2 separate regions of the Homo sapiens genome follow, and region 2 is linked to region 1. A link is a contact called in ENCODE Hi-C or POLR2A ChIA-PET data. All regions are on one chromosome and are shown on one strand. Each heading gives the region's core, a stretch centred on a gene start or an enhancer-like site at or near the end of the contact. The rest is flanking DNA. Distances are from core to core; before and after follow the strand shown. Region 1 overlaps ROR1 (receptor tyrosine kinase like orphan receptor 1). Region 2 overlaps ROR1 (receptor tyrosine kinase like orphan receptor 1).

Evidence for each region. A loop is a pair of places that touch in the nucleus more often than their neighbours do. ChIA-PET counts read pairs that join two places held with the same protein, here RNA polymerase II (POLR2A).
Region 2: a map of Calu3 shows a loop between it and region 1 (5-fold over the local background). The contact joins two enhancer-like sites. A Hi-C loop is called at or near these places in 3 of 168 maps with a recorded cell type or tissue (B cell, Calu3 and IMR-90). POLR2A ChIA-PET finds 5 or more read pairs at or near these places in 2 of 52 experiments (OCI-LY7 and Panc1).

The regions. Positions count from the first base shown.
Region 1 is chr1:63,813,457-63,819,475 of GRCh38, reverse strand. The region is part of intron 1 of ROR1 (receptor tyrosine kinase like orphan receptor 1); the gene reads right to left. Among named protein-coding and RNA genes, the nearest start is that of ROR1, 42 kb to the right of the region's middle. Within about 2 kb of position 2,240, at least 3 of the 41 ENCODE cell types and tissues checked have a DNase peak (open chromatin) inside an H3K27ac peak, as active enhancers do.
Region 2 is chr1:63,918,231-63,924,249 of GRCh38, reverse strand. All of the region lies in intron 1 of ROR1 (receptor tyrosine kinase like orphan receptor 1), which reads right to left. Among named protein-coding and RNA genes, the nearest start is that of ROR1, 150 kb to the right of the region's middle. Within about 2 kb of position 3,754, at least 4 of the 41 ENCODE cell types and tissues checked have a DNase peak (open chromatin) inside an H3K27ac peak, as active enhancers do.

The DNA.
Region 1 (6,019 bases), core at 991-3,490:
GTTTAAGAAGCTTATGTGACTTGCTCAAGATCACACTCAACAAGGAAGCAGGTTCAAGCATAAACACATCAAAAAGCACCCATTCTTTTTCAAGTTTCATCCCTTACAAAAGGTATGCACCTGCCCTCATAAGTCAGTGCCTGCAGAAACCATCTTCTTCCCCAGGAAGAAAAGATGTCACTTGTATAGGTCTAAGGAGGCCATAGATGATCCTACCATGAAAAGAAAACAACATTAACCAACTGATAAACCAAAGGTAAGTGTTTGGATTTTCTTCTAAGCTGGAGAAGAAGATGTGAATCAGTCATGAGAAATTCCGAAAGCCACAGAAACTTTCTATGACACTCTGGGGAGAGCAGAACATCTCCCCACCCCCTGGAAACTGTCTGACAAGGATCCTCAGAGGAATGAGGTCTAGTCCCAGAGAATCTTTACAAGGTTCTGGTAGCCTTCAATTTCCAGGGCTTTAGCAATTTTTCCTTATTAGTAGTAACCTTCTAGGGCCTCCCACTGAGACCCTGGAACAAAAATATAGGGAAGCATAATTTGAAATGCAGAGAAATCACACCATAGTCTCTACACACCAGTCTCAAATCCCAGCTCAGAAATCAACCTCTCTAGGCTGTTTGCTCATCTGTAAATTAGGAATGTTGAAATGATCAATGAGATAAGGTTACTAAGCAGTCAGCATCATGCCTGGTGCATAGAAGACAGTAATAATAGGTTATACCTTATGTATTCACCATCAGCCTCATTATAATTATTTCTGTCAGATCCTTTAAACAACAGACCTAGGGGAGGGGAAAAATGCCCATTTTGGGCTCTACCTAAACATAAGAACAATTTTCTCTTTTTCCTAAAAAAAAGATTGTTCTAAGCACTGTACTTTCCCTCTGGTTTTGTGAATTACTTCCCATCAGGCCATTGCCATCAATCAAAGGAACAGAAGGGCAGAGAGAAAAGATGTTCTAACAAATATAAATAGATCTTAGAGGTTAGATGGAGAAACAAGTGATAAAGTAAATAGAATAAAACAGCAATAGTAGAATGTAGGTGGTGTTCAACTTTTCAATCTGTCTGACATTTTTCATGATACAATATTTGTAGGAAAAAAATACATTTCTATGCTCATTCTACCAAAGAGCCAACACTGAAGGGCCTCTGCGAAAGAAAAACAGAGCTAATCTGGTAAGAAGCCCCTAGAAATAATTTCCCAAGATTCATGTTAGGCAAATTTTCAAGCTTTTTTGAAAACTCAGATCCTTTCCTTCCCCAGGCCCTTATTAGGGTATATGAGAAGAGTAAGAATCTTTCCAAGGAACAGAACTGGGTTCTAACCCCAGCTCAGATACTCACTGGCTACAGATACTTTAATCTTTTTGCATCTCAGTATTCTCATCCTCAAAACAGCAATAATAATACGTATCTCACAGGGTTACTGTAAAGGCTGAATATGCATATGTAAAGTGCCTCACTGATAACAGAGCCTCTGTAAATGCCCACCATTATAACATTTCAGTTACTACAGTGGGTTCCGTAGAGACACTCTGCATTTCTCTATGGGCTTCAGAGGTGGGCTTCTCCCATGAGCCGTACTGCCAAGAGGGAGGAATGCAGAAGAAGCACGAGGCTTAAACCAGGGTATCCCACAAACCAGCCAGCCCTGGCCTCCAAAACTCTCCCAGAGTCTAGAGCAAAATAACCCAAACAAATGAAATTGAGACAAGAAATCGGAATTCTGCCCTCCCTTTAACCCTTCTCGAGTGAGTCCCAGTAACTGCACTTTGATTTTGATTAGAAAGCTCGTTGTGCTTCCCTGCACCCTTGCAGCCCCCAAAGCCCCATCCTAAACAGGGATGGCCTCTTATTAAAGACAATCGTGCTTTAATCTATGTACCAGAGCATGCTAATGATACTGTACTGAGTTTTGGTCTTCTGCCAAAGAGCAAACAGTGCCAACATTTTGTAGACTTCCAACAGGAAATTAAATAACTGCCCTGCTGGAAATATGAACCAATTTATGGTGGTCAAACTTGAATCTTCCAAAACACTGGCATGGTTTATGCACATCAAGCACAAACGTTTGAGGAAGGAGATGAGGAAAATTTTAAGTTAAAGCTCAACAAAGTCTTCAAGAGAGGCTTTGAAAATAGTCCTTTCTCTCCCTCTGCCCCGGCTATACCCTTCTTGTAGATAAGAGACCACGGGGCGTTGACATCATGCTGCCCTGGGAAATATTAACTGCTGAAACCTCAGGCAGGGCAGCATTACAGCCACAAATTCAAAAGCACAAGCAGGCAGGAAATGCAAAACTCCAGTTCCCTCCCAGAAGACACATTCCACATTCTACCCACTGTGTTATAAAATACATATTTAGAAGGCATCCTATAACATTAAAGCTTTCCTCTTAAATATACAGAGAAGGGTAATGCTTTGAAAACTTTCTCTTAGAGCTTTCTCTTTGTTAAGCGCAGTGAGGTCAGGAACGATGCCTATCTTTCCCCTCTGTTGTAGTCCAGTGCCCAGCACAGTGCCTGGCACACAGTAAGCACTCAATAAAGAGAGCTCCTTCTATTGTCATTATCACCACCATTTGCTCTGCAAGGTACTATGCAGGGTGCAAGGGGTTTTTCTTACATGAGCACACGCAATCCTTACAAAAAGCCCATAAAACAGGTGCTCTTATTCTCATCTTACAAATGAAGACATGGCTGCTCAAGGAGGCTTCACAAGGTTGGTAAGACAAAGGCAGCACTTGAGCCCGTCTCTTCTCCCTCAACAACCTCAAGGTGTGTACCATTAGCCCATATACTGCAGACAAAGAAACCGAGGCTAAAGAAACCCATGCTGGTGAAACTCATTAAATCACTCTATTAGTCCATTTTCATGCTGCTGATAAAGACACACCCGAGACTGGGAAGAAAAAGAGGTTTAATGGACTTACAATGCCAAATGGCTGGGGAGGCCTCACAATTATGGCAGAAGGCAAAGAGGAGCAAGTCACATCTTACATGGATGGCAGCAGGCAAAGAGAGAAAGAGCTTGTGCAGGGAAACTCCCATTTTTAAAACCATCACGTTTCATGAGACTTACTCACTGTCATGAGAACAGCATGGGAAAGACCTGCTCCTATGATTCAATTATCTCCCACTGGGTCTCTCCCACAACACGTGGGAGTTATGGGAGCTACTACATGAGATTTGGGTGGGGACACAGAGCCAAACCATATCAATCACTCTCCTCAGACCACAACTCCTGAATCCAGTTGAAGGCCCACTCTCCTTCAAGGGGCTAGTAACACATTTCTCTAGTGATGGAACTGGTTTAAATGACTACATGAGCTAAAGGGTGGGAAGACTGTCTAGCGGCCACCAGTGGGCACACAGCAAATGTTTGGTTGCTGTTAAAATAATGAATAAAGTGCAGCCTGTGGCCAGCTTCCAAAAGGGACTGTCACTGTGTGTTCTGCATGATTCCAAGAAGGGTCATCATCACTCTCCTTGGGTCCTAGTCACAGATGTGGCAGCCCCTACTACCCCAGGCAGGTGACTGCAATGCATTTCCCCAATCCCCAGAGGGTCCAGCTGAGGAAGTCCCAGGAAGTTTTCCAAGTGGGCAGGTCCCCCACCCCAGGACTGTGTCAGTAGGTCCTGGGCAGGACCTGGGTATGTGTAATTCATGGCGGTTCCCCACATGATTCCATACTCACCCCTGAACAAGAACCACTGGGATGGGGTCTCTCAAATTCACCCACACAATTAGAAAAGCTCCCACAGATCCATCATCACCACAGGAGATAGCCCTGAAATCACCTTGCCAACTGATAGAGTAAGTTCATAAAAGGAGTTGTTTTGAAAGGTTAAAGCATTTCACCACTGAAGGGTGGTATTAATGTTATTATTGGTTTTATCTTCATACACAAGCAAGTATATTATTAGACCCAAACATTCTTATGGTTTCCTTTCATGAGTACTCAAAAAAAAAAAAAAAAGAAAAAGAAAAGAAAAGAAAAGAAAAAGAAAAAAAAAATCCAGTCCTGGATATATAAGGGCAGGCATTCTTTCCTTAATACAAAATTATAGTCCACCACCCAGAAACAAAAAGACAACCAAACTTCAAAAACAACAGAATTGCTTATCCAAAAATGTATATTTGAAGACTTAATGCTCTCAGATTAGCATAATTACTGGTATCCCTCTGGTTCTGCTTCTCTCCATATCCAAAAAGTCTTCATTGCTCGGAGACTCTCACCAACATTAATTAAAGAAATGGGCAAAACTATAGAATGACCTGGGGGAACTAGGGCTGTTGAGGGAGGGTCAGGTAGCCTCAGGCTAGCCAAAAGACCAACCACAAATCATAGTGCATTTGCAAAAACAAACAGAGGCAGTAATAATACCCCAGTGCCCTTTTTTCCAAAGAGATCAAAGCTAATAGGCAAAAAGTGAAGGCAATTCAGTGAAAGGAAAAAGGCTGGCAGGACAGAACTGGGCAAAGCAGATTCAAACTCCTAGCGGAATAGGAGGGAATTGAGGGGAATAGAGACACTCCACCAGAAGTACTAAGAGGCTATGAAAAGCACTGGCCACTGTCCTGGTCCCTTAGGCCAGGGTCTCCTACTGGTCCATGGCCTGTTAGGAACCTGGCTGCACAGCAGGAGGAGAGCTGTGGGCAAGTGAGCGAAGCTTCATCTGTATTTACAGCTGCTCCCCCTCACTTGCATTACCGCCTGAGCTCCACCTCCTGTCAGATCAGTGGTGGCATTAGATTCTCATAGGAGCGAACCCTGTTGTGAACTGCATATGCGAGGTATCTAAGTTGCGTGCTCCTTATGAGAGTCTAATGCCTGATGATCTGGCACTGTCTCCCATCACCCCCAGATGGGACCATCTAGTTGCAGGAAAACAAGCTCAGGGCTCCCACTGATTCTACATTATTGTGAGTTATATAATTATTTCATTATATATTACAATATAATAATAACAGAAATAAAGTGCACAATAAATGTAATGTGCTTGAATCATCTCCAAACCACCACCCCCACCCCATCGGTGGAAGAACTATCTTCCACAAAACTGGTCCCTGGTGCTAAAAAGGTTGGGGACCACTGCCTTAGGCAGCCTGAATAGCTGCATTAAAAGAGGTGCCTGAAATGATATGCAACAAATCAAGAAAGGAGTATGTGCAAGAACTGTGGAAGCTGTTTTAAGGAGTTGCTCCAGTCTGAGATTTTGATGAACGACTTTGCTTTTCTGGTTGCCAGAGGGCGCAGAAGGTGCCCAGAGAGAGTTCCAGGCCAACTTCTTCCACGGAAACAAAAGCAGAAGGGCATTTCTGACCCTGACCTGACTCAAACAGGCCCCAGAGCAGCTGCCTGACTCCCAAAAGCTAAAATGTACACAGAAACTATTTGGATGTTGCTACCTCAGTAATCCAAAACAGCATGCAAAATAATAGGTCAGATGTAAAACACAAAGGAGATAAACAATGAATTGGCAACAGAAGAAGCAGATAGGGGAAAAAATTCTGAGTCAGAGCCACATGGACTGTGAAAGTTTCACTGAAAAGCTAAGCATGTGAGCTTTCACCAACCCACAGACTAGCAATTAAGTAGGAAGAAAAAATAGCTCATGACCTTATGTGACTATATCTTCCAGAGTGAAAGAAACAAATATGACTTCTATCTAAAGCAATAAATATGCTTTTCTTTGTCTTTGTTGGACATTTCCACCCTCAATATAAATGTGGGTCTCAATCAATGCCCTTAGACAGAGAGAAGTCCATCTGATCATCGTGCTAGTTTTCAATGGGCCATTCACTCAGCTGCAAAGCTTTAGGGGCCACAAAATAATTTGGGGGCCACAGCATAATTCCACAAATGTTCATTGAGCATCTACTCAGTTCCAGCCCTGTGCTAGGTAGGTACCATAAGGGGTACAAAGAAGTGGGCAGGGTACCAGTGCTCTTCTAGTGCTTATGCTATAATAGGTAAGGGCACACATTCACATAAAACCAAGTA
Region 2 (6,019 bases), core at 2,505-5,004, 100 kb before region 1:
ACAAATACATGAGAAAACTTCAAGTAGTGCTGAGTACATGAAGAAAATTAAAACACTGTAATGTGTTAGAAAGTCACTGGGGGAGAGAATGTGGTGAGTTTCTACGGAGAGGTCAGGTGGTTCTCTAAATGAAAACCTAAACCCATGCTATCTGCATCTGGAATAACCTGCACAAAGTGAACTGTTAACCAGATACCAGAGGTTGCTAGCTTTATAGTCTTATGAAATGGAAGAACCCCGTGTTTAGAGCTACAAAATTTCCAGCTATGCAAAGATCTTGGAGAATAGCATTCCAGGCAAAGGGGACAAACAGCACATGCAAAGGTCCTCAGGCCCCCTGGTTTTGGTGCATCCAAGGAAGAAAAAGAAGGCCGTCATGACCGAGGCACAGTGAGCTGGGTATCGAGGGGCATCCAGTGGAGGTGGGTAAGTGGGCAGGGACCACAGCAGGTGGCAGTTTGCAGGGTAAGGGGTACAGATTGATTCAAAGTGCAATTGGAAACCGCTGAAGAGTTTTACAAAAGCGAATGAATGATCTGGTTTATATTTTAATAAAATCACTCTAGATGCTCTGTCAAGTGGGAGTACAAGCAGAAGACCAGGTAAGAAGCTAGTATAGTAATCTAGGCTAGAGGTGAAGCTGATTTAGACTAAGGTGGTAGCTAGACACAATATAGATAGGCTTAAGGCATAATTTAGAAGTGTCAGAATTTGTGATGACTTCTGAGAGGAGAGGGAAAGAGAAAAATTAAGGATGATGTAATCCAGAAGAAAGTAAGCTACAACAATCCTCTTTGCCTGGGTACCTACTGTGATCTGGCACCACTGGCTCAATTAACCCTCACAACTCAGAGAACGGAGTACTATCCTTATTCCCACTTGCAGGTGAAAAACTGAGACTCAAAGACATTGAGTAACCAGCCCAAACCAACAGGACCTTGCGTCTCCAGTGTCAATCACCTTTTCAAGATTCCACATGGCCTGGGATCCTGTTCCAGAGTTACAAGGAAGTTTGCAGAAAGTTTTGGGGGGGAACCCAGCACTCTGTGGGTATATTAAATGCTTTCTGAGCCAAGAGGGGCTGAAGTGCCACGCTGGGAAGCCCAAGGGCAGGTGTCACACGCAATCTGTTTTACATCAGTCGCCCAGGGTTATTTCAGCCCCGTGATCTCACATGCCCCGTGACATGATGGGATGTGACAGGGCCAACCCAGGAGGCCCTACCAACAGCACAGGAAGCTGGCAGTTGTTTTCATTATTACTATCATTAGAATCAAGTAGCTCTTTTCCACTGAGAGCCACTGCTAATTTCTTAGCCGGATGGTCACTAACACTGGTTAATCCATGTAATACAGGGGAATATGGAAACAACCCTCAGAGTTGGAGCTGGAAAAACCAAGACTAAAGTCCACTTAGTCCTAAACACTTGGAATAGTTAGGCTGTGTATAAGTCTCTTAACCCTCTAAGTCTCTAGTTTCCTCTTCTCTAAAATATGGGTAACAAAACCATCAACATCACAGCACTACATGAGGATTACCTGGATAAGCTGTGTTAAAGCTCATCATCATCATCATCAATACTAAAAAGAAAAAGCCTGCTGTCTTCAGTTGCCGCTCTCCTCTATTCCTAGGAAAAGTGAGCTGTAGAACTCTTTATGAAATTCTGCAAATTAAGAATTCAAAGAATTCTGGAACAATTCTCCAATTCTGTTGCAAAGAGACGGATGTTTGGCACAAAATCCTGGGCTTCGACATAAACTCATGCTATCTACCTCTGGAATAACCTGCACAAAGTGAACTGTTAACCAGATACCAGAGGTTGCTAACTTTATAGTCTTATGAAAAGGAGAGAATCACGTGTTTTGACCTACTAAATTGAAAAGACTTACCTTTTACAAAGAGAAACAAAACCAAACCCCAGGCAAGTGAGCCTGTCTGAGCTTTAGGTGCCTCATCTATGAAATTGGAACAATTTCATAATTCAGACTACCTTCCTCCTAGGAGTGTTGTGAAGATTAAGTAAAATAACTCACATAAAATACTCAGTAAATGTTATGTCCCTCACTTCCACTCCCCAGCCCAGAGACTTTCTTTATTCTTAATGGGTTCAGTGCAAGAAGGACAAGCTGTGATAGTCTAGGGGTTTCTATTGGTAAAGAAAAGGCTGAAGTGGGCTGCTCTGAAACAGCATGAAGCCAGAAGCTCTATGCATCTCCTGAATACAGAATAGGCTGAGAAGCATAACAAGCCCTCAGAGAGACATAAACCAAAGTGGGAGCTCCTGAGATACCCCCTCTTTCCTGCCTACTGCTGAAGACAGACTCTATATTTTTTAATTATAAAAATGCACATTTGCAGTGTTTCTTTGGTTTTCCCAAGAGCTTTTGTGCATCCTGTCTCACTTCTGCAGTCCTGGGTGGGCAGAGCAGATGTTTACCAGTCTGCTTTGTAGATGAGGATATCGGGACACTGAAAGGCTCAGTGATTAAACTAGGTCACATAGCAAGTCTGTAAATGAGCCCTGATGAGAACACAGGTTTCCTGACTTCTAGCCTCCCACCCCACCCGCCCCACCCCACTCTCTCTGCCGCACCTTATCAGTCATGTTCCTAGGATAGCGTACATTCTTCCTTTAACTTTAAGGTGTGTTAGCATTGTAAACCGTGCCATTGGGCCTTAAGGTTCCAAGCTCTTAGATTCCTTTGGTGCACATGGTAGCGACAACAACCATAATGATCATGTTAAACTGGGGCCTGGGGCCAAATCCAGGCCTACTGCCTCTTCTGGTGTGAAAGTGACAATATGTTCCTGTCTTATCCTGCTTGTATTTCCTCTGCCATTTACTTGGTTCTCTAAGATCTTGCTACTTCAAGAGGTCACCTGGATGTGCAGCGTCGCCACCCCCATGAGCTTGTTAGAAATGCAAACTCGCAGGCTCCACCACAGCACTTTCAAATCGGAATCTGCATTTTACCATGATTCCCAGGCGATCCAAACGCACGCTGAATTTAATAAGCACTGCCCTGAAGAACTCAAAATGTGTTCAATAAACCGTCAACACAGAACATGGAAGGTGATAAAACACCCATACTGGCAGTTCAGAGGTGATTACCGAGTTACTTCGATTGTCCTTTAATCATGGTGTCTGGCACACAGTAAGCACTACATAAACATTTTTAGAACTAATTGCTGATTCATTATTTAATAATTTAGTCCGTTTGTAGGGTCTGTTCATCACCCTTCTCTCCTACTGCTCCCTCTTCTGGAGAGTTAAATGAATTTGGACATGTAAAGCACTGAGAACAGTGTCTCCCACAGAGTAAATGCCCAACAAGTGTCCAACATTCTTACTAACAGGCCATGAAGGTAGCTGCCTTCCTAACTGACCACTTTGGCTGTAAGAAGGAATGTGTAACACGGGCCACCTTGGGGCTTTGTGGGAATGCCACTTGGTTAAAGGAATGCAAACTTATCTTAAGAAATAGACACTCTGAAGCATACTTTGTAATGCATAAAAAAATTATTCCAGTGGATTCCAGGGAAATGATTAAGTGTCCAGGAGAGGTGGGCTGACAGATTATCAGTGTTGGTATGTAAACTATGTTTGGCAGAGTAGCGAAAAGCAAAGCACTTCCTCATATCTGTATCTGCCTCTCGTCTTGCTTTTGATTTGAAGATAAGAGACTCTGGAGTAATGAATCATGGTGGTGGAGAATGGCGTGATGGACAGGCCTCCTGAATCCGGTCAGACAGACACTTCTGTTTCAAAGGTAGCCTTAAGCATTAATGAGCCTTCACTTGCTAACCACTCCACCCTCTTGCCTTGTTCTTTGCCACTACACTGACTTTGCTCTTACCATTAAACCATACCTATGAGACGCCTTCCTGCTATTCTTTCCTTACCCATCCTTTGAAAAACCAGCTCAAATAAATCCCTCCTCCCATCACCAGTGCTTCAGCCTGAGGTCTTTCCTTCCTCACTTATTTGGCAGCTGGGTGCTGTTTTGTTGTTTAATTTTTTTTCCATTTAATTTTCCAAGTTACACCAAATATTCCACCAAAGCAGGGATTGCATCTGATATTTCTTTGAACTTTCCCATCCTGCCCAACAATGTTTCTCACACTGAACAGGGTCTTGGCATTTATGGGTTTACTGAGCTATTTTTACAAACAGATAAAAGAAAGACAGGAGATTACAGATGGATTTCCCATCACTTTTAATAAAAATAACTGCATTTCTATAACATGAGAAACAAAAGCAGCTTTCAGCATTTTCAGCTGCATTTAAGCTACATTTATTTTGCCTCTGCTAAGCGGATATTTGGTAGTTTTCCCGGATAGTTGAACCACCTTATTTTCTGCTGATTCCTATTACTATCAGATCATAAGAAGGCATATTCTGAGACGAAGCTTTAAGTTATAGATCACTGTGCATCGCTAATAATTAGTCAATACTCAATAAGTGCTGACAGCTGTGCTAAATGCTTTAGGTGCATTAATCATGACAGCATGATGACGGCGGCACTATTATGATCCCCAATTGAACAAAGAAACAGGCTCTGGAAGAGTAATTTACTCAAGGTCAGAAAGACAGGAAGTAGCAAGGCCAATGGAAACCAATATCTCGTCTTCCAAAAGAACCCAGATGCTTACCCATTATGCTCTGCTGTCTCTGTGTAAGTTTCCTCTATCTTGCTGAAACAATAAAAAGATTATCTAATAAATTAATATAGTTATCTAGTGCAAAAAAAAAAAAAAAAAGCCAATTCAATGAACACTGCTCATAGGAAAACTCTACCTTTAGGGGAATTCAGCCCAGGCTATAAAACACATTCTCTGGGCTGATTTTTGGCATAAAATGTCAAGGACAAAATAAATTTTTTGCTGATTAAAAGAAAAACCTCTCGGTAGCGGCCATTAAATTTTACAGCTGAAGAAAGAGGGCATTCATCGGCATTGGCTCTTTTTGGTCCTTAATCATAATGCCTAAGCTCCTATTAGTTTTAGAAAAACAAAAAGGAATTTTTTTCTCAATGTGTCAATATAATGCACTCCTTCCCAAAACAATGTTAAATAAAAATGAGGCATTTTTTTAAAATGCTTGAAGAGAACCAGTCCTACCCTTTGACCCTGTGCATTGAACCATCATTTCAAAGATGTTTCAAAGCATTTTAGTCCTGTTATTTACCCTCTAGATATTCCTGTCTTTTGGAAGATTTGTCAGTTTTTTAGAAAATCTCAAGATATGCATTAACATTCATTAATACTGAACTTTCAAGGCTAACTGGTTTTATTTGCTTAGCAAACTTATCTTTTTAAAAAGATGAATGGTTAAAGGTATTTCCTCATGCTGGTCATTGTCTCGCGGAGACAGCACTGCCCACCGATTTTGGGACCCAGATGAGGTCTCAGGACACTCTTCAGAGCCTAGGGCTAGCTATGGAACTGTTCCACGCACTCAGCCTCATGCCTCACTACTTGTGTGGGCAGCATTTGGCCCTCTCTCTATTTACACAAACTCCCTAACGGTCTCTGGCACCACTGACGTCTCAGAGGGAGGCACAGTATATAGAGTGTTTCACAAGAAAATTTTTAAACAAAAGGAATTAAAGAAAAGCCCTGTTTAATAGTAAGTTTTTACCAAGCTCCTAAATTCTCGAGAGCATGTGAAATATTAACTTTCCCCAAATGGGAGCACAGAGCTTGCCTTGTTTCAATTCATAGTGTTGGGTCACAAACGCTCTAGAGAGTACCACGCCCCGTTCTTAAGAACCTACTGAGATTCTTCATAAAGAGTGGTTTAAAAAGCAAAGGGTCTGGGCTCAGACAGACCTGCGTTCAAATTCTGGTTTTGACACTTTCCAAGTCTCAGGTACTTCATCTATAAGGTGGAGATCATAGTGGTAACTACTTCATTGCTTTGTTGTGAGATTCCTGTCGTATGATGTGCTGCTCATACCAAGCATTCAGTGCGTCGTGCTGGGTGGAATATAGTCAGCCTTCCACTATTCTGACTCAG